2 separate regions of the Homo sapiens genome follow, and region 2 is linked to region 1. Evidence: chromatin loops called from intact Hi-C (ENCODE). Cell type or tissue: adrenal gland. All regions are shown on one strand. Each heading gives the region's core, and the rest is flanking DNA. Links, peaks and the distances in the headings are about the cores only. Region 1 overlaps LRRK1-AS1 (LRRK1 antisense RNA 1). Region 2 holds the start of LOC124903565 (a long non-coding RNA gene).

Region 1 (16,262 bases), core at 3,117-11,116:
CTAAATGAATGGATTCCCCCAGAAGGATTTCTGGCTGGAATTTCCAGAAAGCTGAGTCATTGGAATGGCACCTGATGGGCCTCAGAGGGGATCTCAGGGGTTGAGGAGTTTTGGGGGCTGCAGACTGCAGACAAGGGGGGAACGCCATGAAAGTTAGGGCCTAATCTAGCCTCATCCCCTTGGACCTGATGGATAAATCCAGACAGCCACTAACTGCCTGGACTTCCTCTTTCCATGCCAGTGGGTTTTTAAGTTTACAGTTAATAGTGACCCCCTCCCTTTTATGACACATATTGCTAGTCTATAAAATAGACCAAAGCAGTAGTTTATGGGTGTAAATGGATCTCATGTATTCAACTGTATAACCGTGACGGGCAGGGTTAAAATTATTAACAAGAGGAGTTGTACAGCTGCCATGCTCCCCTGCTCTCAGTCAAAGGACAAAAGCCAAAGAGGTCAGTTTTCTTTTTCTGTCTTCAAAGGGAAAGAAAATAATGAGGGTGGGGGCAGGGTATATTCCATAGAGAATGCCACCTACCAGGTTCCCCTCGGATTTCAGCGTTAAAAAATAGGAACACACTTGGAGATTTTAGCAAAAATATCTGGAGGCCAAATAGCTGTTTTGGAAAGGTGTAAATAACATCGGAATTACTATCTGGGCTGTGTTTCTTTAAGAATGATATGTATTCGAGTCCAAATCATGGCAGGGGTGACATTAAACACTGAAGTTTATGGTGGGTGGATTTACATCAGCCTTGTTTCCAGTTTATTTTTGCATTTTTTTCTTGTTTTAGAACATTAAGGAAGTTTTGATTCACAAAGACAATTAGCTCTCAATGGTAACAATTGTTAACAGTTTTGTCACAGGGATGAAAACAGCTTTATTCTAAGGTTTGCACTAAATCGAGTTAACTAGCAGCAAAGTCAATGATTTAAGTTCAAATTTATAAGTAGTTGGTCACACTGAATGTGTGTGAGTAGGAGTGAGAGTGAGATTAAGGGAGAGAAAGAATGAGGCCGGGCGTGGTGGCTCACGCCTGTAATCCCAGCACTTTGGGAGGCCGAGGCAGGTGGATCACGAGGTCAGGAGATCGAGACCATCCTGGCTAACATGGTGGAACCCTGTCTCTACTGAAAATACAAAAAATTAGCCGGGCGTGGTGCTACTCGGGAGGCTGAGGCAGGAGAATGGCGTGAACCCGGGAGGCGGAGCTTGTAGTGAGCCGAGATCATGCCACTGCACTCCAGCCTTGGTGACAGAGCGAGACTCTGTCTTAAAAAAAAAGAGAGAGAGAGAAAGAATGAGAGGGGTGAGAGAGAGGGGCGGGGGGGAGAGAGAGAGAGTGTGTGTGTGTGTGTGTGAGAGAGAGAGAGAGTGTGTGTGTGTGTGTGTGAGAGAGAGAGAGAGAGAGAGTGTGTGTGTGTGTGTGAGAGAGAGAGAGAAAGGAGCAAGTGCATGTGTGCCTGCCTTCGTGTGGCTCAGGACATCTTGCAAATAGTTAGAAGTATATGATAAATGAAAAATGAAAATGAACAAAACATTTGGGGACTCTCCCACAAAACCTCCGGATTCTGCAACCCACCTCTGCAGGCTGCTGCCCCTCTCTGCACCAAACCTTCTCCTCCTACTAACTCATCATCCTCTTCCCGTCCTGCCTCGCTGGATGGAAGTGCTGGCTGACTTCAACCTGACAGGCAATCCCAGAGTTCAGTTCCATTGAATCACCCACACTTTGTTCAAATATTTTAATGATTTAACTTTCAGGGGCTGTATTCGTTTCTGGGGGCTGCCACAATAAATCACCACAAACTTGGAGACTCAAAACAATGATGGAGCCAGAAATTCCAGCTTGAGGGGTCCCAGGGCCATGCCCCCCTCCAGAGGCGCTGCGGGAGAGTTGGCCCTTGCCGCTTCGGCATCTGGTGGCTTCAGGTGTTCCCTGTGGCTGCATTGCCCCAATCTCTGCCTCTGCAGTTGCATGGCCTTCTCCTCTGTGTGTCTGTGTCTCCTCTTCTCTTATGGAGACACTCGTCCTTGGGTTTAAGGCCCACCCAGTAACCCAGAATGGTCTCGTCTCAAGACCTTTCACTTGATTACATCTGTAAGGCCCTTTTTCCAACCGAGATCACATCCTCAGGTTTCCAGGAATTCGGATGTGGACATGTCTTCATGGGAGCCACCATTCGACACTTGGCAGAGGCCAACCTTTCTCCCCATCATGACCATACATATGAGAAGCAATTGACACCTTTCCTGGCCGACAGTGAGGGTGTGATCAAAGGCAGCTGATACCATTCCCCCCACATACCCCCACCCCCGGTCCCCTAGGGCCGGGGACTTTATCTTCTGTTGCAGACTGAATTGTCTTCCTCCAAAATTCACATGTTGAAATCTTAACCTCCAGAACCCCAGAATGTAACCATATCTGGTTGATATAGTCTTTAAAGAGGTAATTAAGATAAAACAAGGTCACATAGGTGGGCCCTAATCCAATATGACTGCTGTCCTTATAAGAAGAAGAGATTAGGACACAGACACTCACAGAGGGAAGACCACGTGAGGACCCAGAGGAAGACAGTCATCTCCCAGCCAATAAGAGGGGCCTGAGAAACAACCACCCCTGCCAGCACCTTGATCTCTAGGTGAACTCCTTGATTTCTTCTGGCCTTCAGGATTGTGGGAAAACGAATTTCTCTGCTGTTTGAGCCAGCCAATGGTTGTATTTTGTTCTGGGTGTCTGCTATGGACTAAATGTTTGTGTCTTTCCCAAATTCATACATTGACACCCTAATCCCCAGTGGCTTGGGCTTAGGAGGTGGGGCCCTTGGGAGGTGATAAGGTCACGAGGGTGGAGCCCCTTATGGTGGGATTAGTGCCCTTATCAGAAGAGACACCAGGGAGCTTGCTTCATCTCTCTCTTTGCTATGTGAGGACAGAGAGAAAGCAGCCATCTGTGAACCTGAAGTGGGCCCTCACCAGATGTCAGACCTGCTGGTGCTTTGATCTCAGACTTCCCAGCCTCTGCTGTGAGAAATAAGGGGTTTTTGTTTAAGTCCCCCAGTCTACTGCAGTTTGTTAGAGCCAGCCGCGCTGATAGGCTTGTGACGCAGGCCTCCACAATCAGTTAATCCTTTTCCCCTTCCACGGAGGGGTCTGTATGCCTGTAGCTGCTGGAAGGGGAGGCCTTCCCAAGAGTGCGACCCGCGCAGGGGCCTGCCGATAGCCTTCAGACCCCAACTCCGACAGTGCTGGTGCTGCCCCAGGGCTTTTCAGTGATGTGAGGCAACAAATTGCCCTTTCTTCTTAAGCTGGTGTGGGCTGGGCTTCTTATCATTGATGGTAAACGATTCCTGCCACTTACCACCAATGAGACTCTCAAGAGACCAGGAGCTCTTCGGTCTGAGGATTCATCAGAAGCTCCACAATAAGCCTCCAGTGCTAGGAGTGGAGCCCCTAACAGGTCCAGCTCAGCAGCAGAAGCCAGCCTGCCCCTGGGGGTCTCCCCACAGCCCCTGTGTGTCAGTTGCCTCATCCCCCCATGAGGTGACACGCTTTCTGGCTCCTACCTCCTGATCCCCAGGGGCTACTGATGGACCTTGGTCCCTGAGTGTCCACGTACCTGTCTACCCCCACTCTGCATCCACACTGGCTGCCCACGGCCGCTCTGGACACCCACGTTACTCCTGCCTGTTAAAGAAATAATTATAAAGATCACAACAAAGAAAAGCGTAACATGGAAATGGTTGCCTGGGGATGCCGGTGTTGTGACTGCTTTTCTCTTTCTTCTGAAATTTACTACACACACATTATGACAACAATGACGGCCGGGTACAGTGGCTCCTGCCTGTAATCCCAGCACTTTGGGAGGCTGAGGTGGGTGGATCACCTGAGGTCAGGAGTTCAAGACCAGCCTGGCCAACATGGTGAAACCCTATCTCTACTAAAAATACAAAATTAGCCAGGCACGGTGGTGCCCACCTGTAGTCTCAGCTACCCGGGAGGCCGAGGCAGGAGAATCGCTGGAACCTGGGAGGTGGATGTTGCAGTGAGCTGAGATGGCACCACTGCACTCCAGCCTAGGTAAGAGAGTGAAACTGTGTCTCAAAACACACACACACACACACACACACACACACACACACACACACACTATAACAACGACAGAAATGCGTTTTTTGTTTGCTTGTTTTTGAGACAGGCTCACTGCCACCTCCTTTTCCCGGGTCCAAGCAATTCTCCTGCCTCAGCCTCCCAAGTAGCTGAGATTACAGGTGCATGCCACCACGCCCAGCTAAGTTTTGTATTTTTAGTAAAGATGGGGTTTCACCGTGTTGGCCAGGCTGGTCTTGAACTCCTGACCTCAGGTAACCCGCTCACCTCAGCCTCCCAAAGTGCTGGGGTTACAGGTGTGAGCCACTGTGCCCAGCAAACAGAAATGTTAAAGTCACTTATTGTCTTCATGATGCAAGGTGACAATGTTTATGCAATTTTTAAAAATTGCTGAGGTGGGAGGATCACCTGAGCCTGGGGAGATTGAGGCAGAGGTGAACCAGGACCACACTACTGCACATCAGCCTGGGTGACAGAGCAAGACCTTGTTTCAAAAAAAAAAAAAAAAATGCTGCTGTACTTTCAGCCCACGGAAGTCAGGAGTCAAGGCATGAGTGCATGTAGTCCACAAAAATAGTACTGATGGTAATGTGTTTAGATGTGTGTCCCCTCCAAATTCCATGTTGGAATGTGGTCCCTGGTGTTGGATTCCCAGCGTTGGAGCCTGGTGGGAGGTGTTGGGGTCACGGGGATGGATCCCTCATGAATGGCTGAGCACCACCCATTGGTGACAAGTGAGTTCTCACTCACTCATTGGATTCATTCATTTGATAAGGGGTTGTTTAAAACAGCCTGGCATCTCTCTTGCTCCTCTCTCCCCATGTGACACACCTGCTCCCCCTTTGCCTTCCACCGTGACTGTAAGCTTCCAGAGGCCTCACCAGAAGCTGAGTAGATGCTGGTGCCCTGCTTATACAGTCTACGGAGCCATGAGCCAAAATAAACTTCTTTTCTTAGTGAATTATCCATTCGGAGGTATCCTTTTATAGCAATGCAAAACGGACTAACACAGATGGTAACAACGAGGGAACTGACTGCTTTGTTAACTAGCACAAAGAGCCCACCCACATGTGGACAATCTCAGGGAAGGCCCATCGGGCCACTCCAAGGCTTGGAGACCATTTTTAGCTTTATTTATTTACTTATTTACACCCAGGACTTTTGAAAATTTCTTTCCCAAAAATAAGCCGTTGCGTTTCTAAATATCTTGAAAAGCGAGGCCCTCTAATGCGAGGCCCCTATCTCTACCACCACGGAATTATCCCCTCTCTATATGGCCTCGTGCACAATTCATGAAGCAGCCTTTCACCACAGCCTGGAGGGCCCCTAACTTTGAGGAGCCACCTCCTTTTTGACCAGGTGAGGGGTCCCAGGAATGAAGGCCCAAGACCCATCGCTGTGTGGTTCAGGCTGGCCAGGTGCTGTGGTCCCAGGGATGCGTGTTCAGTGGCTGGTTTATCTTCCATCCTGGCTGAGGTCACTGAAGGATAGCCAGGGACGCAGGAACAGCTTGGAAATATCTGGACTGTGAGGGAGGTGCCGGGGCTCAGTAGCAGCTGCTCGAGGCCCCCACAGCTCCCGTGGGACCAGCTGACCCCACAGGATGCTGGGAGAGATGACCCATTCACAAAAGCTTGCCAATCGTGGCCTTTTCCAACCTTCCGGACATCAAACGCCCGCTGATGGTGGCCTTTTCCAACCTTCCGGACATTTTTGGGTCCCAGCCTCAGAGGGACTGAGCTGCTTCTGCTATCCTTTACCTGAAGCCTAGGATTTCAGCTCCCTTAATGTGCATTCAGGCTCTGCTCGGCGTGGCCTGCCTCTCCTGGTGCTTCTCCCCCAGACCCCATCGGCCTCTCACTCCTCCCTTTTTGGCAGCCTCTTTGCCCCTGCCTAGAGGGCACCCTGCTCCTCCTTCCCTTGGGGACCTGCTCACTCCTCGCCAGGCCCAGGCCCCACATGCCTCCATCATGAACCCCCAACACCTGCCTCGGCTGCCTTCCTCGGGATCCCTCCTTCCTTCTCCCAGCTCACAGCCTTGACCTTTACTGAGGATCACAGACACCCCAACTTTCCCAGGACCATCCTGGTCTCAAAAGCTCCCTCCTGGCATCCCTGCATGTCATCAAACTGTCCTAGGTATTATGTGGCTTTGCTGGCCACAAGCAGAACTACCAACAGCAATGAGCAGAGGCTTGAGCAGGTGTCTCGGTTCCTCGGGGAAAAGCTTGTTCTGTGGCCTGTTGGGTGACACCAAAGGCCAGGTGTCACCACAGAGACTCTGACTTGTTGGTGGGGACCTGGACACCGGGCTTTGAAAAGCTCATGGGGGCTCCAACACACAGGTTTGGGGACCCTCAGGGGTTGAGGGTTGCAGGTGATCCTCCAGCCCAGCCAGCCCTGCATGTGCAGGGGACCCTGGGGAGGGGCAGGGGAGCTAGGGTGGGTGTGGCTGCAGCACCCCCTGAGGCCCCCTCAGGAGAGCCGGGTTACCCATCGCTGGCAAGCAGCTCCCTGCATGTGTGAGTCCCTAGGTTGCCGTCTCCAAACGGACATCTGTGCGGCTCAGTCACCAGACAAACTGGGGCCACCCATTGCCACAGCTGCAGAGGCGCGACTTAAAGAGCGAAGTGTAAAGTATTCGGGTTGGGTGGTTCTGACTGTACCAAGGGACGTGTGCATCAGACCTGCTTACCTCACCCCAGGGGGGACAAGCCTGGGGCAATTTTAGGGTCGAGGGTGCGCCACCGTATCCCAGATCCCCAGGACCCAGCCCAGGCTGAGCTGGACACTAGTCTGGGGCCTGCCAGCCCCTCCCCACCCTGGACAGGGCTTGTGCACTCAGCAGGGCTTTCTTCCCAGGGGTTTTCTGCTCAGCCCCCTGCACTGAGGGTTTCCTACAACTAGCTTAGTCACTGGGGTCTCGGCTTATCAGCCTCAAGTCACACATGACATCAGCACCCAGAGGTGTGAGCCCGTCCCCATCCATTCATTTCCTCCACACACATGCTTTCCAGGGGCCAGGCACTGTGCTAGACCCAGGGACACCATGACAGATGCCACAGATGAGGTCCCCCATGCCGTGGACGTCCGTTCAGGTGGGTAAGACTGACATAAATAAGCACACGGATAAATGAGCCAGGCTGTGCCAGGTCGTGACAGGCAGGGGCAAGAGCACGAGGCTCACAGGGACACCTGGAGCAAGGCGTCCAACATCACGCTGGGTGGTCGGGAAGCTGGAAGAGGTGGCATGAGCCCAGCGGGTTTCTTGGAAAAGTAAACACACTCAGGGACTTCACTCTGAGCAGGCACCCCAGATCCAGGGAGAATATTCAGTGAGCCCAAGACTCAGGCAGGCCAGGCTCACTGCCTTCAAAATGCACCCAGCCAGGGCCTCTGCTTCCTCCACTCCTCGCTCTCCTGGGCAAGTTGGGGCTGGAAAGCGGGGCAGGAAGCTCAGGCCCTGCCTGGCCTCGAGGCTGATGACATCCTTTGGAACTGTGATTTTCAACCCAGCTGCCAGAAAAGGCCACGGGGAACACCAAGAACCCCTGACATCCAGGCCACACTCCAGCCAGTAGATGAGAATCTCAGGGGCTGGGGTCCAGACATGAGCCTTTTTAAAGCTCCCTAGGGCATGCCCCTGGGCCGCCGAGGGAGCTTCAAGGGAGGCACCCTGGGAAGGCCGCAGAGCTCCACAGGGGTAGAGCGGGTCAGGGCTTTAGGGTCAAGCAGGTCTGCGTTTCAATCCACACTCACAACTTACTTAGGCTCTCTGACCCTCAGTTTCTCATCTGCAAAATGGGTCGATACCCACTCATGGTGTTAGGATTGAACAAGGTAACACAGGTAAGTGCAGGGTGTAGCGCCTGCCCCCTAGGACACACGGTGTTAAATGTAAGTGCCCTGCTCCCATCCAATATCAAGTGGCAAAGAGCAGAGTGGAGTCAGCAGACCCAGGAATGACCCCAATCCTAACCTCTACTGGCTTTGTGAACCTCAGTTTCCCTGTCTGTAAGGTGGGGAGAAGCTCTGTGGGTGCTGGAGGACCTTGGCAGCATGATGCCCTCCCAGGGTGGACCTGCCAGAGCCAGCGGCCTCGCACATTGCATGGCGTCTGGGGATGGACAGCCCAGGGCTGCAGAGACGACCTGCAACCCCGCCGTGGCCTTTTCATTATCACAGAAATAGCTTCTTTCACGTAAAATGATGTGAGCAAAGAGGACCCTGAACTGTGGCTTCAGCAGATCGCTTCTTGCCTGCACAGATCTTCTCCAGGGGCCCTGAGGTCTCAACTCCCTGGGCTGATGTTTATCAGTGAATTCAACGGCCGGCAGCAAGGGCGACAGAGAGGCCACTGAGGGAGGCAATCCTGGGCCCCCAGGATTCACCTCCAGTCTGATAGTCCTCTGCCCTGGGGGGATCCTCAGCATCCACCTTCACCTAGGCCTGGCCTCTGCTCTGCAATTCCCCAAGATCAATGCTCTGGAATGATTTTGGAGGCAGGCAGGGAGCCCCTCCCATGCTCTCCTTCTCCCTCTGGCTTCCATGAAGTGCACACAGGAGGCACCTCACATTCCCTCTCTTCCTTTCTTCTCTCCCTCTTCCCCGAGCATCTCACCAGGGAGGGCCACATCTCTCTGAGGCTAGAGGGAGGGTGAAGACTTCATTGTTTTTGGAAGCCCCTCCTCCTCCCACCGTCAGTTCCCTGCCCTGCCCCGATATCATCGTCCTGGAGCTGCAGAAACACATCGCTGGTCTCCCAAATGAAGTTCTTGCTCCCAGCAAAGGAGGGTCAGGTGTCCCCCACTCTCCCCCCAGGGGCCCCCGCCTCTTGGTGGATGGTGAAGAGCTCCGGTGGCAGGCACAGGCCGCTGGGACATACCACTTCCCCCAGCCCACCCCCAACTTCCCAGGCTTCCTTGGGAATGGAGCTGGAATGAAAGCTGGGAGGTCGTGGGCCCTGAGTCTGGTGGCCAGGCCTGCAGGGGTTCCATCAGGGTGAGAGAAGAGGCCAGTCCTCCCAGCGTGGACCTGCCAGAGCCTCCGGCCTCCCACATCATGTTGCATCTGGGGATGGACAGCCCAGAGCTGCAAAGGTGACCTGCAATCCCACTGATGGTCTTTTCGCTGTTGCAGAAATAGCTGCTTTCATTAAAATGATGCCTCCCAGGGCAGCCAAGGCCAGGGCTGCTGCCTCAAGGACCCTCAACCAGGCGTAGGTCCCAGGACAGCTTTGTGGCTAAGGAAGCCAGTGCATGCTCACCAAGGACCCCTATGGGCCCTCTGTGTCTAGGGGACATGATGTTGGCAACCCAGATCCCTGGGATTCTCCCCACTTGGGGCCACCATGGCGAGAGGAGCCACAGACAGCTGAGGGTGGAGGCCCTGTCTGCGCCATATTTCCTACAGGATGCTGGGAGTGAGCCTTCAAGCTCATCCAGGCCAGGCTATTGCAATTTTTTTTTTCCTTTTAGAGATGGGGTCTCAGGCTGGAGTGCTATGGCAGGATCACAGCTCACCGCATCCTCAAACTCCTGGGCTCAAGCCATCCTCTTGCCTCAGCCTCCCAAGTAGCAGGGACTAGAAGCACACACCACCATGCCCAGATAATTTTTAAAAACTTTTTTAGAGATGGAGTTTCACTCTGTTGCCTAGGGTGGTCTTGAGCTCCTGGGCTCAAGCCATCCCCCTGCCTCAGCCTCCCAAAGTGCTGGGATTACAGGCATGAGCCACGGCACCCAGCTAGGATTTTACTGATTTTTGTTTATAAAAACCTTTTTCTCAAAAAAAAAATCTGACCTGGACATTCAATCAGTGAAGCCTTCAGAAGGGCAGGAGTGGGGATGCGTGCCCCTGAGTCTTGCCCACTCTTTTCTGAGAGCGTTGGCAGGGCCCCGTGGCTCCAAAGGACTGAATGAAATCCTCTGGTTTAGTCCAGTGTGGAGATGCCCATTCTACAGGTGAGGAAACTGAGGCTATGGAGACAGAGTGTGCCTAGCAGACGTGAGTGGCTCCTGCTGCCCCTGTCCCTGGCACTCCTGCCCTATCTTTCACTGGAAATCATTCACATGGCTTCTGCAGCCTGCAGACCGCACTCTGGCCGGCTCCCACCGGAACCCTGACGCGTACCATATTTCTGGTCTGACAGCCAGCCGTTGTAAAACTGAACCTCCTCCTTGTAATCGCCAATAAGTTTCCCCTTGGAGGAGCTGACTTTGAACTTGCAGAGAACAAAGACCCCTTTGTGGCTTGCTTTTGGGAAGAGAGATGGGGGGAGAACTGCATAAATAATATGAGAAGCAGCAACCCCAATTATATTTTGTTACCTTCTCTTGTGAATATGAAATAAAAACCACTTTATTTTGAAAGCTGCAGGGGAGCCAAGTTTCTCCAGCCTGGACGTGGAGGCCCGGGGCCCAGGGCCGGGCCAGCAGGACAGTCACTGTGGTTTCGGGGGCAGCCAGGCCAGCTGTGAGCACATCAGGCTGTACTGGCCCCGCCTGGCCCAGGCGAGGCATCATAAAACATGGCATGAGCCGATTTCTTTCCAGCTGCAGGAACTCCAATTTGTGCAGGAGGAGGGTCATTTCTTTACCATTTGGGGCTGGAAAGAAAATGGCTTTCTCCCCTCCTTCCCCCACCACTGTTCTCAGCCATGCGTGTCTTCCTGAGTTTCCCTCCAGCCTCTTCCTGCCAACACTCCACGCAGCAGGGCCAGCCTGGGGCCCCTGCAGGACTGGCGTGGGGGCTGCAGCTGTCTTCCCACCGCTCCACCCTCCCCCAGCACAGGGAAGTCTGGCCCGGCTCACTGCCTGCGGTTTCTTCATACACTCCATGTCCTGACAGCCTCGTGGCCTGTGCCCACGCTTTCTCCTCTCTTTGGCAAGCCCCATTCTTCCCTTGAGTTAAGGTGTCACCTCCTCTGGGAAGCCCTCCCTTAGTCTCTTCCCACCCACCCTTCCAATATTCAGCATAGGGCAGCGTGGCTTTGTCTCAGTGACCCTTCAATGGACTGAGGTCGTAACTGAGGACATAATTCATCCCTGGGCCCCCAGCACACATCACAGGGCCTGAGTCAAGAGCAGCCTGTGGGTGGATGGTTGAGGAAGCCCACATTCTTCTTACTGCATGCTTCCTGGTGCTTACAGTGGGCAAGGCTCTGTCAACCACAAGCCATCTTCTGTAGGAAAAAAAGGAGAGGGGACTTGTAGGTTAATATAACTGAGGCGTCTGAGTAGGTGGCTTCAGGTATGGCTCTATCCAGGGCCTCTCTATCTCATCTTATCACAGGTAGGCCTCCCCTCATGAAAGGAGCTAAAAAGATGCATCCTACTAGCTCAGCAACCCTGTAGCCCTGTAAAGGGACAGTCCCTCTGTTCCCATAGCTTGGCAAGGTAAATGCTCTGTCCCCACCCAGGCCAGGAGGTCTGGAGGCAGAATCTCTTCTGGGAAAGCAAATTCTCTGGCAATTTTTATGAAGCAGACACCCGAAGAGGGAGGTTCAGGGGACATAAGAGACTTCCCTTCCACTCATTGTGCTATCCAGGATGGCTCTGGGCCTGAAAATTCAAATATAATATTGTATATCTCCTTAATTAAGAATTTATACATCACCTACTTCCAAAAGAGATCCAGGCCACAATATAACTTTGGCTTTGCTTGTAATTCTTCCAAAGAGCTTCATGGAGCCGTAGCTTCCATGGAGAGAGAAGTGGAGTGATGGGCCAGAGGCCATTGGCACGCGTGGCTTTCTGATTGGGGCACCACCTAAACCAAGATTTGCCTTCTAAAGTCGAAGACTTGCTTTCTTTCCCACTCTCCCAGAGGAAACTAAGAAAAAAGTGAAATGTAAGCACTGCTGCCGAAGCTGCCTTTGCCCCACGACCACCGTCTCGTCCCAGCTCATACCTCACGGGGTCAGATAGCTTCAGTCTTCCAGCGAGAGAAATCCTGGTGCCCCAGGCACCTGGGGAGAAGCTCACAGTTACTGTGGCTATTGTCGCTGTTGGTTTGAACTTTCTAATAAAACTGTATCTGTGGCCAGGCGCAGTGGCTCACGCCAGTAATCCCAGCACTTTGGGAGGCCGAGGCAGGCAGATCACTTGAGCTCAGGAGTTTGAGACCAGCTTGGCCAACATGGTGAAACCCTGTCTCTACTAAAAATACAAAAATTAGCTGGGTGTGTTGGCAGGCGCCTGTGATCCCAGCTATTAAGGAGGCTGAGGCAGAAGAATCGCTTGAACCTGGGAGGTGGAGGTTGCAGTGAGCCAAGATTGCACCACTGCACTCCAGCCTGGGTGACAGAGGAAGACTTCATCAGAAGAAAAAAACTGTGTTGGCATATACATATATATATATATCTGAATGTGTCCCCCAAGATTCATGTCTTGAAATGTAATGGCCAGTGTGGTAGTATTAAGAGGTGGGGCCTTTAGGAGGTGACTGCATCATGAGGCAGAGCCCTCACGGATGGGATTAGGGCCCTTAGAAAAGGGCTTGAGGGAACTATGTATATATAGCATATATATATATATATATATATATATACACAGTGGGTGTAATGGGTCCGGAGAGGGTGTCTGGACCCACCACCTCTCTGGTGTCCAGAGAGGGTGTCCTAGTCTATTCAGTCTGCCGTAACAAAATACCTAAGCCTGGGTTATTTATAAAGAACAGACTATTGTCTCACAGTTCTGGAGGCTGGAAAGTTCAAGGTCAAGGCGGCAGCAGGTTCTGTGTCTGGTGAGGGCCCAGTCTCTGCTTCTAAGATGGTGCCTGTTGCCGTGCCCTCCAGAGGGATGAATGCTGCATCCTTCCTCACGTGGCGGAAGGGACCGAAGGGGATGAACCCGCTCCCTCAAGTCCTTTTCTAAGGGCCCTAATCCCATCCGTGAGGGCTCTGCCTCATGACGCAGTCACCTCCTAAAGGCCCCACCTCTTAATACTACCACATTGGCCATTAAATTTCAAGACATGAATCTTGGGGGACACATTCAGATACAGTACAGGGCAACTGACAACCCCAAGGGCAATCCACAGGTAGGTGGAGAGGCGCCAAACAGGCCTGAAAGACAAAGGGCCTCACACTTCTTGGCTACCCCATTCAATCCGCAAGACACTGAGAGAAGGCGACATGGGGCCACGGAGAACAGGGACAGAGGCGCTGCCCTTCCCAGATGCAGGCGTTCAGCTCTGTCAGTCAGTCCCAGGAGGCGGGGTTAGTATGCCCACCTGTCAGTCATTCTCAGGCTGGTGGGGAGCCCCCTTCCTTATCTGGTTGTCCTTCCTTGGAGCCTGGCTGCCCCACTGCCTGACCTTAATTCTCAGGGAAACAGGGAACGGTCAGGGGCAGTGAGGGCCCACAGGAGCTTCAAGGCCGGGAACAGCCAGTGGCACAATTGGCTCAGGCTCCGGGGCATCCAGGCCAGGTAGCAGCCTGCAGGGGGACCTGCGGGACAGCGTTCAAGGGCTGCCCTTCCAAGACAAACCTCTTCCCTGGGACAAAGGACAGGGATGTCATTCCGCTTTCATTCACTCATATGTAGCTGGAGGTTGGAGGCCATGAGATTTTCCTGCCACCTTCTCTCTGGGCAAAAGATTTACTTGAGTGTGCCTCCTGGCCTATCCCCTGCTCTGAGCCCACAACTCCCCACCCCACGCCGGGCCCTGCTGTCCCTTGCTCCAGTCCTGCCCCAACTCTTCCCTAAGATGCCACATGTTTGGGACTCTGCTCAGCAACTAGCATGCAGGCACAGCACAAACAAGACACAGACCCCAGCTTTACTCCACAGTACTCCATCCTGTGACTGGCATCTGAATGGGGGAGCACGCTGCTGTCCTATCCAAGCCAAGGGCCATTGGCACAACATGTGTTGTGCAAACAAGCAGTTGTCATAGTTCAAGTAAAGACAATGGAGAGAGACCCACATCCCCGGTGGGCTGAGCCCAAGGGAGCTGGCACTAAAGTAGACACCATTAGACCATTAGACACCTCATTAAGCTCATGTTGTTCATTTGTGGGGTTTTTTGTTTGTTTTTTGTTTTTTGGGGTTTTTTTGTTTTTTTGTTTTTTTGAGACAGAGTCCCGCTCCGTCACCCAGGCTGGAGTGCAGTGGCGCGATCTTGGCTCACTGCAACCTCTGCCTCCCAGATTCAAGCCGTTCTCCTGTCTCAGCCTCCTGAGTTGCTGGGACTACAGGTGCATGCCACCACACCCAGCTAATTTTTTTTGTATTTTTAGTAGTGACAGGGCTTCACCATATTGGTCAGGCTGGTCTCAAACTCCTGACCTCGGGTGATCCACCCGCCTCAGCCTCCCAAAGTGCTGGGATTACAGGCCTGAGCCACTGCGCCCGGCCTCATTTGTGTTTTTTTTGTTTTGTTTTTTGTTTGTTCATTTGTTTTGAGACAGAGTCTCACTCTGTCACCCAGCCTGGAGTGCAGTGGCACAATCTTGGCTCACTGCAACCTCCGCCTCCCTGGTTCAAGTGATCCTCCTGCCTCAGCCTCCCAAGTAGCTGGGATTACAGGCACATGCCACAATGCCCTGCTAGTTTTTGTATTTTTAGTAGAGATGGGGTTTTGCCATGTTGGCCAGGCCTGGTCTTGAACTCCTGACCTCAGGCAATCTGCCCGCCTCGACCTCCCAAAATGCTGGGATTACAGGTGTGAGCCACGGTGCCTGGCCTAATTCTGTTCATTTGAATGCCATTCCTCTTTTCACGCTGTTTGTATTTAACTTGCAAATGGCTCTTGGTGGTATGATTCTATCACAGCTGTAAGCATAAGAGGGTTATGCCTGCTTGCAGGTGTTTATGTACTTAAGTAGCAGTATAATAAAAATCATTTAAACCAACACTAGGGGACCAAGAGAATCTTTCCCCCTAAAATGAGGGTGGAAAGTTGTCCTCCATTATTTGAGTTTGAGAATCATGTGATAAAACAATCAGCTTTGATGTGTCTACAGCCATTAAGTGACTTAATGAGGAGATGGCCCGGAAGAGGATTGAAAGCATGGGCTGCTCGGTGTGAGCCCACACTCCTCTGTGAGCTCTGACCTGAGGAAAGGGACTTGGCCTCTCTGAGCCAGGTTTCACATCTGAAAACTGGGGTCAGGGCCTCTGTCCGGGCCAGCTGTCACTCATGTGTCTGCGGCAGAAGCCTGATAGGTGGTGGGTGTTCCCTCTCCTCTGGGGTTACTCGGTCCAGGCTCCTCTGACAGGCACAGCCTTGACCCATGAAAAGCCCTTCTCCAGAGGGATGCCAGGCCCCATATCAGGCAGGACAGAAGAAAGTTTTGTTGGGGGCCTGGGGAAGTGGCCCCCAAGACCCTCCAGGGCCAGCCTCCCGTTTGGCTGTGGGGCAAGAATTCCAGCACCCAACAGTCTCAAATCCAAGCCAAAGCATGGCCTCAGATCTACCACGTCCTCAACACTACCACGGGGGACTTGCTCACCCCTCACTCCAGGGCCAGCTCAGGTGGGGGCAAGCAGAGGGTGACCAGCAGGTGTAGCCTGAGAGCCGAGGCCAGCAGGAGGTACAGACGGAGTTTGAAAGCGTCAGAGCCCATCTGGCTGAGGGAGTCACATGTGCAACTCAGAGCACCCCGGGCCTCCTGACCTGAGCAGGGGTCAGCAGGTGCCCATGCCAGACCCAGGTCCTCTGTCCCGGCCGCCGTGCCTGGCAGCCGCTGATGAGCCCAGCGTGAGGCCGGTGAGCTGGGCCAGGTGGGGAGGTGGCGCGGGCCAGGCAGGGAGACTGGGAAAGGAGGGCTTCGGGCGTCTCCGTGACGAGCTGTGGTTGCAGGCTGGCCTGGCTCCCAGCGTGGCCCCCCAAATCACGGGCCTCCCAGCTCACCCTGGACACTGGGGCACCGGGCCCAGAGTCCACCCAGCAGGGGCCAGGAGGATTTACTGACAAGGCGAAGGTCTGATTTATTTTTACTTTTCAGGGTTGCCCCCACCAAAATGAAGGCTGCTATTAAACCCGCAGCCACTAAAAATAAATATTTAAACGCCACATTTGTGCAGCTGAGCCAGGCTGGGCGCGCCTTACAGGCATGCCATTTCCTCGGGTGGCTGGGACAATGACACCCTCGCACGTCCGGGAGCCGCAGCCCTGAAGGGGCCGGGCCTCAGCCCAGTGAGAG
Region 2 (12,131 bases), core at 4,132-12,131, 51 kb after region 1:
ACACTATTTGTCCTTCACGCCTGGCTTTTCTCCCTCAGCACAACGTCCTCCAGGTCCGTTCACGTGGTAGCGCGCGTCAGAATCTCCTTCCCGTGTAAGGCTGAATACTATTGCGTTATATGTATCACTGCATTTTGCTTGTTCTTCCATCAAAGCTGGGTTTTTTGGCTGGGCGCGGTGGCTCACGCCTGCAATCCCAGCACTTTGGGAGGCCAAGGTGGGTGGATCATGAGGTCAGGAGTTCAAGACCAGGCCTGGCCAACATGGCGAAACCCTGTCTCGACTAAAAATACAAAAATTAGTCTGGCATGGTGGCACATGCCCGTAATCCCAGCTACTTGGGAAGCTGAGGCAGGAGAATCTTTTGAACCCGGGAGGCGGAGGTTGCAGTGAACACAGATCACGCCACTGCACTCCAGCCTGGGCGACAGAGCGAGACCTTGTCTAAAACCAACAACAACAACAACAAAGCTGGGCTTTTTAAATGTGTTTCTGTGGACTTTCCTCCCCTCTGACACGTCCCAGTGCCTGACCACTGTTTTCCTCTTACCTCACAATAAAGTCTTGAAGAAGGTGCAAGACCAAGAAATAGAATAATGTGAATATGTGTTTGCGGGGCCAGGTGAGACAAAGGGGAGAAGGGAGGGTGGAAATCAGCAGGGGGGAGGAGGTGGGAGCCGGAGTCAGTCATCAGGTGAGCAGCATGGAGGTGGGTGGGGGACCTGGCAGGGCCACGGGTGGATTCTCCAGTGACCTGGGCCTGCAGACTACCCACTGCCCGACAGTCTTGGACACCTGGAGGGGGCTGGGGTAAAGGCAAGACCTTGCCCCTAATTGAGGGTACCAGAACCAACAAACCGGGGAATTTCTTGGGAGTCTCCCTAAGAAGAAAGGACATGTGGCCACTATTAGACGCTCACATATCTGTGGTCAAAACCTCTGGCCAACAGCAGGTGGGTTCACTGGAAAAGACAGTTAAAGTGGGCATCGTAAAATAAAACCTCTGATAGTGTAAAGCTTTTAACTGGAAACACACTTAGTGCCTACACGTGGAGGTAGGTTTGAGGCCCAGGAATGCTGGGAAGGAGCCACTCCGCGGGACTCCACATCAGCATTTTTGCATAAATCATTTCCGTAATGTCTATTCACGACTTCCAGCTTGCTTCTCTTTAAGGCGGAACCAGAATTTAAAGACTCGTGTGACGCGAGCAACCTGAGGCTCCCCTGGGACTGGGCTTCCCCGGACTTGCACAGCTGTCTTGCCGCCATCTGATCTGACAATGATTTTTGTAAAATGACTCAGCTTGAGAAAGGTTTCCAAGGCATTCACTTATATGTCTTAGAAACACCAATTCATTCTTATTACCCTCATATCTCATTGGTTTACACTAAATTTAATTAGATGACATCACTATTATAGCAAGTGCAACGGGCAAGAGCAAGCTTAGGAGTAAACCCACGGACCGTCGGGGGTGGCTCGGCGTGCTCTGCAGGTGAGCTGGTGAAGAAGTGTTTGTCACGGCCTGTGCACAGCTGTACAGGTTACCAAACGAGGATTGCTCTCAATAACAACTTTCGATAAATTTAAATCTTACCATTGTTCTTTGTTTGTTTGTTTTTCTTTTTTGAGACGGAGTCTCACTCTGTCTCCCAGGCTGGAGTGCAGTGGCGTGATCTCAGCTCACTGCAACCTCCGCCTCTTGGGTTCAAACGATTCTCCTGCCTCAGCCTCCCGAGTAGCTGGGACTACAGGTGCCCGCCACCACGCCCGGCTAAGTTTTTGTATTTTTAATAGATACAGGGTTTCACCATGTTAGCCAGGATAGTCTCGATCTCCTGACCTCGTGATCCATCCGCCTCAGCTTCCCAAAGTGCTGGGATTACAGGCGTGAGCCACCGCGCCCAGCCTGGTTTTTGTTTTGTTTTTGTTTGTTTGTTTGTCTTTTAAAGCAAACCACATAAAAGGATTTACACCAAAAAGTCAGTCTCTCCCATCCATGGCCCAGTTCCTTTCCCAAAGGCACTCAACCGCAGCCACGGGTTCCATGCAGACCGTGTAGAGAATCATAGATGTCAACACCACCTTAGCATGGTGTCGTAAGTATTTTTTCTGAAGCCATTCCTTGCTTGGAGGAGAAGGGAGCATTTTATTTTCTGCTTCTCCACGGGGTTCCCCCAGCATCCTGAGATCACCTCCAATGCTGTGCTGGCATCTGATACAGTTCTGGGTTTCCCATGAGACCAGGAGTCCTGGGGGCAGCAGCTTGGTCTTATCCATCTTTGTTCCCCAGCTCCAAGCACAAGGAAGGTGCTCAGGAGGGGGCAGCACTGGAGGGAGCCAGGCATGTGGGTAACCGGGGTGAAATGAGGGGTGCTAGCCCCCCAGGTCCCCAGAGGCGTGGGGACTCCTTAGCATCAGCACCAAGTATGGCCCAGAGCCTGGTGCAGCAAGGGCTCAGGCACGGGGACTCCCCAGCGCCAAGTGTGGCCCAGTGCCTGGCGCTGCGAGGGCTCAGGCTGAGGCCCCCAGGCCTTATGACCCTGCTCTCCACCAGCCAGGGAGAGAGGAAGGCCCTGAGGTGACCCAGACTGGAAAATGCAGCATTGATCCAGCCCCGAGTGCGAGGCTCTCTCCCCAACGATCCCATTCATTTTTCCCAACTATAAAGCATAGCTCTTTCCATTTCACAGCTGGGGAAACTGAGGCTCAGAGAAAAGCGCTTGTTCAAGACTCCCCACATACGACCAGGTCTGCCGAGAGTGCACGCTCCTCCCCACCCCGCAAAATGCCACTGGACGTGAAATGAACAAAGTCAAGTTCACAGTTGGCAGGCATCCGCACCCGCCTGGGACCAGGCCTCTGGGACCGGGCCGTTCTGCTGCTTGGAACTATTCCTCCCATTGTTCAGCCTCGTCCCCACTGCTGGAACCCACTGAGCCTCACTCAGTCCTCTGACCCTCACCCAGAAAATGGGGACGCAGTTGTTGAGATGAGATGAAGCAATACTGTGAAAGCGCTTAGAGTAGTGCCTGATTCCGACCAAGCCCTCTCTAAGGTGAGCTGTTGATTCGGCATCAGCTTCACACCTTCTGAGCATCTCTCCCAGGCTGAGCTCCAGAGTCTGTGGCAGTTCGAAGCTGCGGAAGTGGCCCTGAGAGCACAGCTGGGGAACCGGGACATGCATGTACCCAAAACTAACATGGCAACGACTGAGTAACGCGGGGCACGCAACTTCCTGTGTGATACCTGGGTGTGCGAAACACTTGTTTTTCAAATAAACATTTCTAAACTTTAAAAAATCTGTCTTGGACTGAGCAAATAGTACCAGAACGCATTTCCTCAGTGTAAGCCCAGCGCCACACAAGTATAGGGAGTGGGTCTCCCCGCACTGCCCCTTCTCCGCCCTCCTAGAAGCGGTGCTGTTCACAGCTGTCTGCTTTTCCATCCACACACCCCTCCCCAGCTGTGAGCCAGTTCAGCCTCAGTCATGTCCATGGTCACACGGGAACTGGGGGCTGATTTTTTCTGTGCAGTTTGGGAAGGGTCTGCGTCTTTGTCCACTGCAGCTGCCACTCCAGGGCTGTGCCACAGGCGAAGGGATCCAGCATTTGGGTACATCGTGCACGCCCCCTCTTGGCCCGCAAACTGAGGCACCACGCTTGCACACTGAACAACACCCCTGAGCAATGCCCAGCCCCTTCCCCTGTCTCAAGTGTCTCAATTCCAGGGCCAGCCATTCCCCTACACCCCCCACAAAGCATGCATCCTGTTCTCTGTTCCAGTGATCCAACCCCCCACTCACCACCCCACCAAGAGACTGAACCACCAGGGCCAGTGGCTCCCCATGGACACCCGGAGGCGGCTTCCCCTTCCTGGGCTGGGGGTGGAAAACCCTCTAGAGAGATCACAGCTGCAAAAGAATAAAGCCACACACTCAAAACCAACAACAAGGAAACACCAAGTCATTTTTTCCATCGCCACTCACCTTTTCACACTCTGTCTCTGGAAGCCCCTGTGGATCCCTGTGCTCCTTAGCCGGGGCTGGGCCTGTGCCCAAGGCTGCCCCGGAGGTGTGGGTGGAGGGTGTTGTCTTGGGCTGCCCCAGGGACCTCGGTCAGGGGCTGGGCAGGGAAGGGGATGCTGGATGTCTTCCTGGGCAGTTCATATCAGCTGCCACAGGATAAGCTTTCTCAGAGTGTTAAAAGAACACTCTAACACACAAGCTACACACAGAAGTGTATAGTACAGAGGTTCCCAAAGGGCACAGCGGGCAGGACGTTGGAGATCAGAGCACCTGGAAAGCCCCCTTCTCACCCCCTGACTACTGGGGCTCCCTAGAGGGAGCAGCTCTTCAGGCCAGATATAAAACAGAAAAGCGCAGATCTGAGCTTGACAGGACGAAAATTGGAAGGACAGACAGTTGGATGCATGGAGAGTTGGAACTGGGAAGAGGGATTTGCATTAGTCAGAATGTTTTCTGTTACCAGTGACAGAAACCCAATTCAGACCAGCTTAGGTGGAAAAAAAGAGGGTTGGGGTATGTTGTGGAATCTCTCGGCGTGTGCACCTGAAATATCCCGGGGTCGGCTGGTTTCAGGTATGGCTGGATCCAGGACTCAAGCAATGATCTCAGTCTCTCTCTCTCTCTCTCTCTCTCTCTCTCACTCACATTCTCTCTTCACTTTCCTTATCTTGACTTAGCTCTCATTTGTGCGTTGACCTTTCATGTCTTCCTGCAGATGGGTCATGCTATCAAGGAAGAGACCACCAGTAGCCCAGGCTTACATCATCCCAGCTCGGTAATCCAAGCAGAAAGAGACATTTTTCTAATAGCCACATAAAGACCTGATTGGCTTGGATCACAGGCCTACCCCTTGAGGCAACCCCTGACACTAGGGTGACGAGAGCACTAGCTCCGGGCAAGCCAGGCTCATGTGCCAGTGACGTGGCCAGGAGAGAATGGGACCATGACCCACAGTCCCACCAGAACTATTGCTGGAGATGGAGGAGGGTGGTTTTGTGCAGACGAGAAAAAGTCAGTCTGCTACAGCAATCCAAGCTGATGGTATGGAGTAAACAAAAGCCCAGAGATGGGAACAGCCAGCCAGGGCAAAGCATTCTTGCTGGGAGAAGCAGGAAATGAGAGGGAAGGTGGGTCAGGCCACCCACAGAGGGTCCCGGACACCCCACAGACAGCTCATCCTCTCCATCCACCACTCTCTCACTTTCTGTCAAAATCACCTCTGGATACAACTCAACAACAACAACAAAATAAACATCCCAACTCAAAAGTGAGCAAAGGACTTGAATAGACATTTCTCCAAAGAAGATATACAAATGGCCAATAAGCACATGAAAAGATGCTTAAATCACTAATCATTAGGGAAATGCAAATTAAAACCATCTGAGATACCACTTTTCACTCAGTAGGATGGCTATTACGAGAACAAAAAAGGAAATAACCAGTGCTGGTGAGGATGTAGAGAAATTAGAACGCCTGTGCACTGCTGGTGGAAATGTGAAACGGTGTAGCCACTGTGGAAAACAGTACGGCATTTCCTCAATAAAATCAAAATAAAATTACTATGTGATCCTGGTCAGGCGTGGCTTATGTCTGTAATCCCAGGACTTTGGGAGGCCGAGGCGGGTGGATCACTTGAGGTCAGGAGTTCGAGACCAGCCTGGCCAACATGGTGAAACCTTGTCTCTACCAAAATATACAAAAATTAGCTGGGCATGTGCGCCCCTGTAGTCCCAGCTACTCGGGAGGCTGAGGTGGGAGAATTGCTTGAACCCAGAAGGCGGAGGTCGCAGTGAGATGAGATCTCACCACTGCACTCCAGCCTGGGTAACGAAGTAAGACCTTTTCTAAAAAAAAAAAAAAAGAAAAAAGGAAAAATTACCATGTGATCAAGCAATTTTCCTTCTGGATATATGCCCAAAAGAAATGAAAGCAGGATCTCACAATAGGCAAAAGGTGGAAGCAATATGCATATAATATAATATTATTCAGCCTTAAGAAGAAAAAGATTCTGACATAAGCTATCACATGGATGAACCTTGAGGACATTACGCTAAGCAAAATAAGCCAGGCACAAAAGGACAAATCCTATATGATTCCACTTGTGTGAGGTACCTGGAATAGTCAAATTTGTAGGGACAAAGTAGAATGGCGTTGTCAGGAGCTGGGAGCAGGGAGAACGGGGAGTTATTATTTAGTGGGTGTGGAGTTTCAATTTTGCTAAATGAAACAGTTCTCGGTGGTGATGGTGGCACAACAACGTGAACGCAGTTGTCTGAGTCAGCTTGGGCTGCTGTGACAAATAACATAGACCCAATGGCTTAAACAAAAGACACTTATCTTCTCACAGTTCTGGAGCCTGGAAGTCCGAGATCACAGTACCAGCATGGCTAGGGGCTGATGGCGGTTCTCTTCCTGACTTGCAGACAGCAGCCTTCCTGCCTTGTGCTCATGTGGACTTCCCTCAGTGCAAGCACGTGGAGAAATCTGATTTCCTCTTCCTATAAGGATCTAATCCCATCATGAGGGCTCCACTCCCAAGACGTCAACCAAACCTAATCACCTCCCAAAGATCCCACCTCCAAAACCCATCATATTCAGAGTCAGGGCTTGAACACGAATTTGGCGGCGAGACCGTCTGTAACAGAACTTAATGTCACTGAAGTACACACTTAAAAATGGTTATGATGGTACATTTCATGTTATGTATATTTTACCACAATTTAAAGAAAAACTATACAGGTAAAAAAAAAAACAATCACCTGCGGAGTGAGTTAAAGATTCAGGTCCTTGGGTTCCGTCATAGGGATCTGATGACTGGCTCTGAGCTGCAACTTGGGAGGGGCTGATCTTTTAGAGCTACAGGCAAATCCAAGACACAATACAGCTTGAGAAGTACACTTTAGGCACCAGGGAGCCATGGAAGGTTTTCAGCAGGGCGGTGGCTGGATGCAAGTTGAGGGTGATACGATGGTGTGCAGAAGAGGTTCTAAAACTGTCCTGTCCACACGGATAAGAGAGGAAAGGTGGGGAAAAGAAGGGAGCAAGTTATGGCGGGGCTGGGGTGAACAATCCCCAGAGCAGCACTGAACAGAAACCCGCTGACCTCAAGGTCATGGCCAGCCAGGCCAGCAGCCCCCTCTTAATGAAAGGGGAGCGAGCACCTTCCAGCTGGCTCTCCCAGAGCCACCCTGACAGAGGTGTCTTGCAGCAGGACCATCTGCAGACACAAAAAGAGCAGCTTCTTCCGCTGGAGGAAACCAGCAGGCATCACTGGGGCCCGGCCAGGGACAGAATCCAAGTTTCGGAGCAACCAGCAGGGACAAAGCCATCTGCAGTGTCTCAGCCAACACCTGCCAGGAGGGAAACAAGAAACCCTCACTGGGAACTGCACGGCTCTGCTCCCAGCCCTCTGGCCACTGAGGACCACTTATCATTCAAGGGGACAGACCCTACGGGGAGGAGCAGAGCTGGGGCCCTCCGGAGGCCAGCCTCTCAAGAGCCATTTCTGGTGCTACCGGAGGAGCGAGGCCCTGTTCTGATCCGGAGACACTGCAGCGTCTATAGAAGGAAGAGGCCTTTGCCAGGTGAGATAAAGAGGTCAGTTTCTCCTGGGGCCTCTCTCTGCTGTCTAAACACTTGCCAAGGCACCAAACCGGCTCTATCTAGAATGATAAGGAAGTGTGTGAACTCCAAGCCCCAAGGACAGGCACCCTCTTCCCCTCCAAGGTGAGTCCAGCCAGGTGGCAGTTGGATGCAACCAGAGAATGGTAGCAGAGGCAGGGGGCAGGGCAGGGCATCTTCTCTGCCACATAGAGAACATCAGATGGTGGCAGGGGCAGATGGGAGTTTATGTTGGCTCTTGGGTCCCACTGCCAACAAAGTGATCACTTGGAAGAATGATTTCAGAAGGCCGATGTCTGTGCACTTAGTGGCAGTCTTCAGCCTCAGAGGTGCCCCTGAGGGTCCCTGCCTCCAGAAGGCCACTCCCAGAATGGCACCTGTCCAGGCCTCCACTGTTTATCTCCAGATAATCTTAGGTTTCCTTTTCTGTCCCCATTATCGTGCTGTTTGTAAAAACCTTAAACAGTACTGTTATGGATTAAATTGTGTCCAATCCCCTCCCCAATTCATAAGTTGGAGTCCTAACCCCCAGTACCTCAGAATGTGACCTTATTTAGAAATACAGTCATTGCAGATGTAGTTAGTTAGGCTAAGATGAGGTCATGCTGGAATAGAGTGGGCCCTAATACAACATGACAATTGTCCTTATGAAACCACCTTTGCAAAATTATGACCGAGACAGTGAAAGATCTAACTCAATCAACTCCACTTGCTTCTAACCTCCAAGCTGTCCTTGTTCATTCTTGGGCATAGGCTGAGCTAACTTTGGGAGAAACTTAGTTTATAGTTTATAGTTTGAAACAAAGATGATGGTAGCCTTTCCCCAAAGCAGACCTCCTTCTTGCCTGGGGACTAGATTGCCTTTGTAGGACTAACATTAGTCAAAAGATTAGAAATTATGGTTTAGGAGTCATGCAGCTGGAGGCTACAAGATTCCCATCCTCCCTAAACTGCCCCTAAGATCAGTGCTTGAGATATTTTGCTGACCCTGCACTGGATGGATCAGCTGGCACCACCCAGATCGATAAACTGGCTCATCGGATCTTGTGGCTCCCACCCAGGAACTGACTCAGCGCAAGAAGACAGCTCGGACTCCATTTGATTTCATCCCTGATCAGTCGGCACTCCCGGCTCACTGGCTTCCCTCCACCCACCAAGTTATTCTTAAAACCTCTGCTCCCTGAATGCTCGGGGAGACCGATTTAATAATAAAACTCCAGGCTCTTGCACAGCTGGCTCTGCATGAATTACTCTTTCTCTATTGCAATTCCCCTGTCTTGATGAATTGGCTCCATCTAGGCAGTGGACAAGGTGAACCCACTGGGAGATTACACTTACACAAAGCGGAAATTTGGACACAGAGACATGAGTCAAAGGAAGACAATGTGAAGACACAGAAGATGGCCCTTTGCAAGCCAAGGAGAAAGGCCTGGAACAGACCTTGAAGACCCTGGCTTGCAGACCTTCCCTCACAGCCTCAGAAGGAGCCCACCCTGCTGACACCTTGATTTTGGACTTCCAGCCCCAGAACTATGAGACAGTGTATTTCTGTTGTTTAAGCCATAGGTACCCAGCCTTTGTACTGTTTTCAGCAGCTCTAAATCCCCTCTATTAAATGCCTTAGTGCTGAAAATGCCTGAAGTGGTCTTTTTTTTTTTTTTTTTTTGAGACGGAGTCTCACTCTGTCACCCAGGCTGGAGTGCAGTGGCAGGATCTCGGCTCACTGCAAGCTCCACCTCCCAGGTTCACGCCATTCTCCTGCCTCAGCCTCCAGAGTAGCTGGGACTACAGGCACCCACCACCAAGCCCAGCTAATTTTTTTAGTGGAGACAGGGTTTCACTATGTTAGGATGGTCTCGATCTCCTGACCTCGTGATCCACCTGCCTCGGCCTCCCAAAGTGCTGGGATTATAGGCGTGAGCCACCGTGCCCGGCCATGAAGTGGTTTTCATTTCCCTCCCTAGATCCTGAGTGATAGAAATAATTTGGTAAGTCTTATTTCAGACCTTTCTGCAGAGAACTTAAACACCATTTGTTAGTTCCCTATTTAAGACTATAAAATTGACACCTATTCATTGTGAAACATTTGGAGTTACTTAAGAGTATACAAAAGAAAATAATCACTTAGCATTTTTGAGGTTTTTCCATTCAGTCTTTTCTCTGTGGATCTCTGTAAATATATATATTCTCTTCTAAGCTGGGATCATAATGTGAATACAGTTTTATAACTTGCTTTTTATTCTTTTTACTATGTGAGCATTTTCCCATATTGTAGAATTGTCTTCAGGAAGACAAGTTTGAATGAATACAGAATATTGTACTATAGTTCAGTTTATGTTTTAACTCATTTCTTTTGTGAGGTAGCTCATAAATATAAAAGAGGCCATTAACATATGTACAGTTTAAACAATAATTATAACATGAACACCAGGTAAAGAAACAGAACAGGCCAGGAACAGTGGCTCATGCCTGTAATCCCAGCATTTTGGGAGGTTAAGACAGGAGGATTGCTTGAAGCCAAGAGTTTGATACCAGCGTGGGCAGCATAGTGAGACCCCATCTCTACAAAACAGTTTTAAAGTCTGGCCAGGTGTGGTGGCTCATGCCTGTAATCCCATCATTTTGGGAGGCCAGGCAGGTGGAACACCTGAGGTCAGGAGTCCTAGACCAGCCTGGCCAACATGGTGAAGCCCTGTCCCTACTAAAAATACAAAAATTAGCCAGGCGTGGTGGCAGGTGCCTGTAACCCCAACTACTCAGGAGGCTGAGGCAGGAGAATCTCTTGAAACTGGAAAGCAGAGGTTGTCTTTGACTATTTTTATCAGAGCTGTTTTAAAGTTCTTATCTGCTAATTTGACCTCCTGGTTCATCTCAAGGTTTACTTCTATTGCCTGATTTTTCTCTTGACTATATGTTACAGTTCCCTGTTTCTTCACATGCCTGCTGATAAAAAGTTAATAGTCTTGCATGGCAGCCAGACAACCAGCAGATCTTGGCAAGAAGTGCTAGAATTTACAGGGTTTGATGCAGAGTCCAGAGTGAGGACGGGAAGCTATGACTAAAACTCTGCCCAAGGCACTAAGAAAGGCTTGACTAAGAAGGAATTCTGAACATCATAGATGATCTGTTGTATAAGCTCTGGATTATGTTATCTTCCTCTGAAGAGTACCGATTTTTGTTAAATTCCTAACTAATCATCTTGATTTTTGTGGAGGCTTGGTTTTCACACTTTATTAGGGAAGGTCTGTTTTGTTTTTGCCATTGGTCTTAGATAAATATAAGACCTAGTCTTTGTTCCTAATATATAACCCTCTTGGGGTTTCAGTGGAAATCCAAAGGTGTTTATGAAGCCCCATATAACTTAGTGGGACTCTAACTCCAAACTCTGACTTTCTTGCTATGGGAAATCTCTGATTGGCTTTTTCCAGCCCCCCAGCAATTACTTTCTTCTGGGTTCCTTGAAGTCTCCCCCAGGCAAACATGGTTAGGAGTTAATTGAGACTGAGAAGGGGGTTAATATGCAGACTTGGGAGTCCCACCCTTTAGTCTCCCTTCTTTTTGGGATTTCCCTCCTCCACTTCCAGCTACTCTGGCAGCTCTAAACCCCATCCTACAAGATCTCAAGCCAATAATAATGGAACTTTTTGAGTTCTAACTCCTAAGTGCTGTGGCCTAGAAAGTGCCCTTCAGGAAGGGGCCGTATAAGTAACATGCATCTCACCCAATGCAGTTCCTTTTTATCAAGCATGAAATTCTCTCCAGTTTCTACCTGATCTTTGTTATTCTCCAGGGCCTTCAAATAGTTGTTTCTTTTTGTCCTGGTGGTTGCTACTTTGTCCATAGTTTATCATTGCTATCTGTGGGAGGAGTAGTCTGATATGAGCTACTCCACAATTCCTGAAACTAGAATCTTCTGAATACTGTGTATTTTGAAGAAAAACGATTTTACTGCATCTATATTGAATAGTGTGTTTATGGAATCTTAAAAAAGCCAAACTTTTAAAAGGCAGAGAAAAATTAAACAGGTAAACTATTTACGAGCTTTACAGTAAAACATCCTATTCACAGAGCTGCCATTTCTTGGTACCCTACCAGCAGTCTAAATTGAGGATCTTAAATCTCTCTGGCACTGCATTTCCCCTCTCCCGCCAACATGGATTTTGGAATAAGGCTGATCTGGTATGAATTTTGGATCTGCCATTTATTGGCTCCATGACCTTGGGCACGTCACCTGAGCTCCCTGACCTTCCAGTCCTCATCTGTAAACTGAGGTCAAGAATTCTGATCTCACAGAGACGGGGGAGCAGTAAATGAAGTAACTTATATGAAGTCCCTGGCACTTAGTAATGGTTCGTAAATATTAACTTTATGATTCAAGAGTGAAAGCATTCCGTGTCTGTGAAGTCAGGTTCTTGTTCTTACATTGAAAGCTATTTGATTGTTTTCACCTAAAAACTGAATGTCCCAGGCTGTCTTTATAGAAAT

What was found. A loop is a pair of places that touch in the nucleus more often than their neighbours do. Peaks named below come from ENCODE experiments on the same cell type or tissue, not always from the same donor. Only the 100,000 strongest peaks of a DNase experiment are listed, where the experiment ranks them.
Region 2: it touches region 1 in a loop (4-fold over the local background); 24 of 110 quality-filtered maps call a loop at or near these places.

Annotation. Positions count from the first base shown.
Region 1 is chr15:101,105,388-101,121,649 of GRCh38, forward strand. The region is part of intron 1 of LRRK1-AS1 (LRRK1 antisense RNA 1); the gene reads right to left. Among named protein-coding and RNA genes, the nearest start is that of LRRK1-AS1, 38 kb to the right of the region's middle. RefSeq lists enhancers at 6,602-7,388, 12,985-13,486. In adrenal gland, for the core only: no CTCF peak of the experiment used is centred there; no DNase peak of the experiment used is centred there; H3K27ac peaks cover 1,498 bases.
Region 2 is chr15:101,155,512-101,167,642 of GRCh38, forward strand. It overlaps LOC124903565 (a long non-coding RNA gene), which reads left to right and starts at 7,442. Exons shown (of 2, transcript XR_007064782.1): 1 at 7,442-7,751; 2 at 8,708-9,279. RefSeq lists enhancers at 1,616-1,715, 11,870-12,131. In adrenal gland, for the core only: no CTCF peak of the experiment used is centred there; DNase peaks (open chromatin) are centred at 7,114 and 7,397; H3K27ac peaks cover 1,940 bases.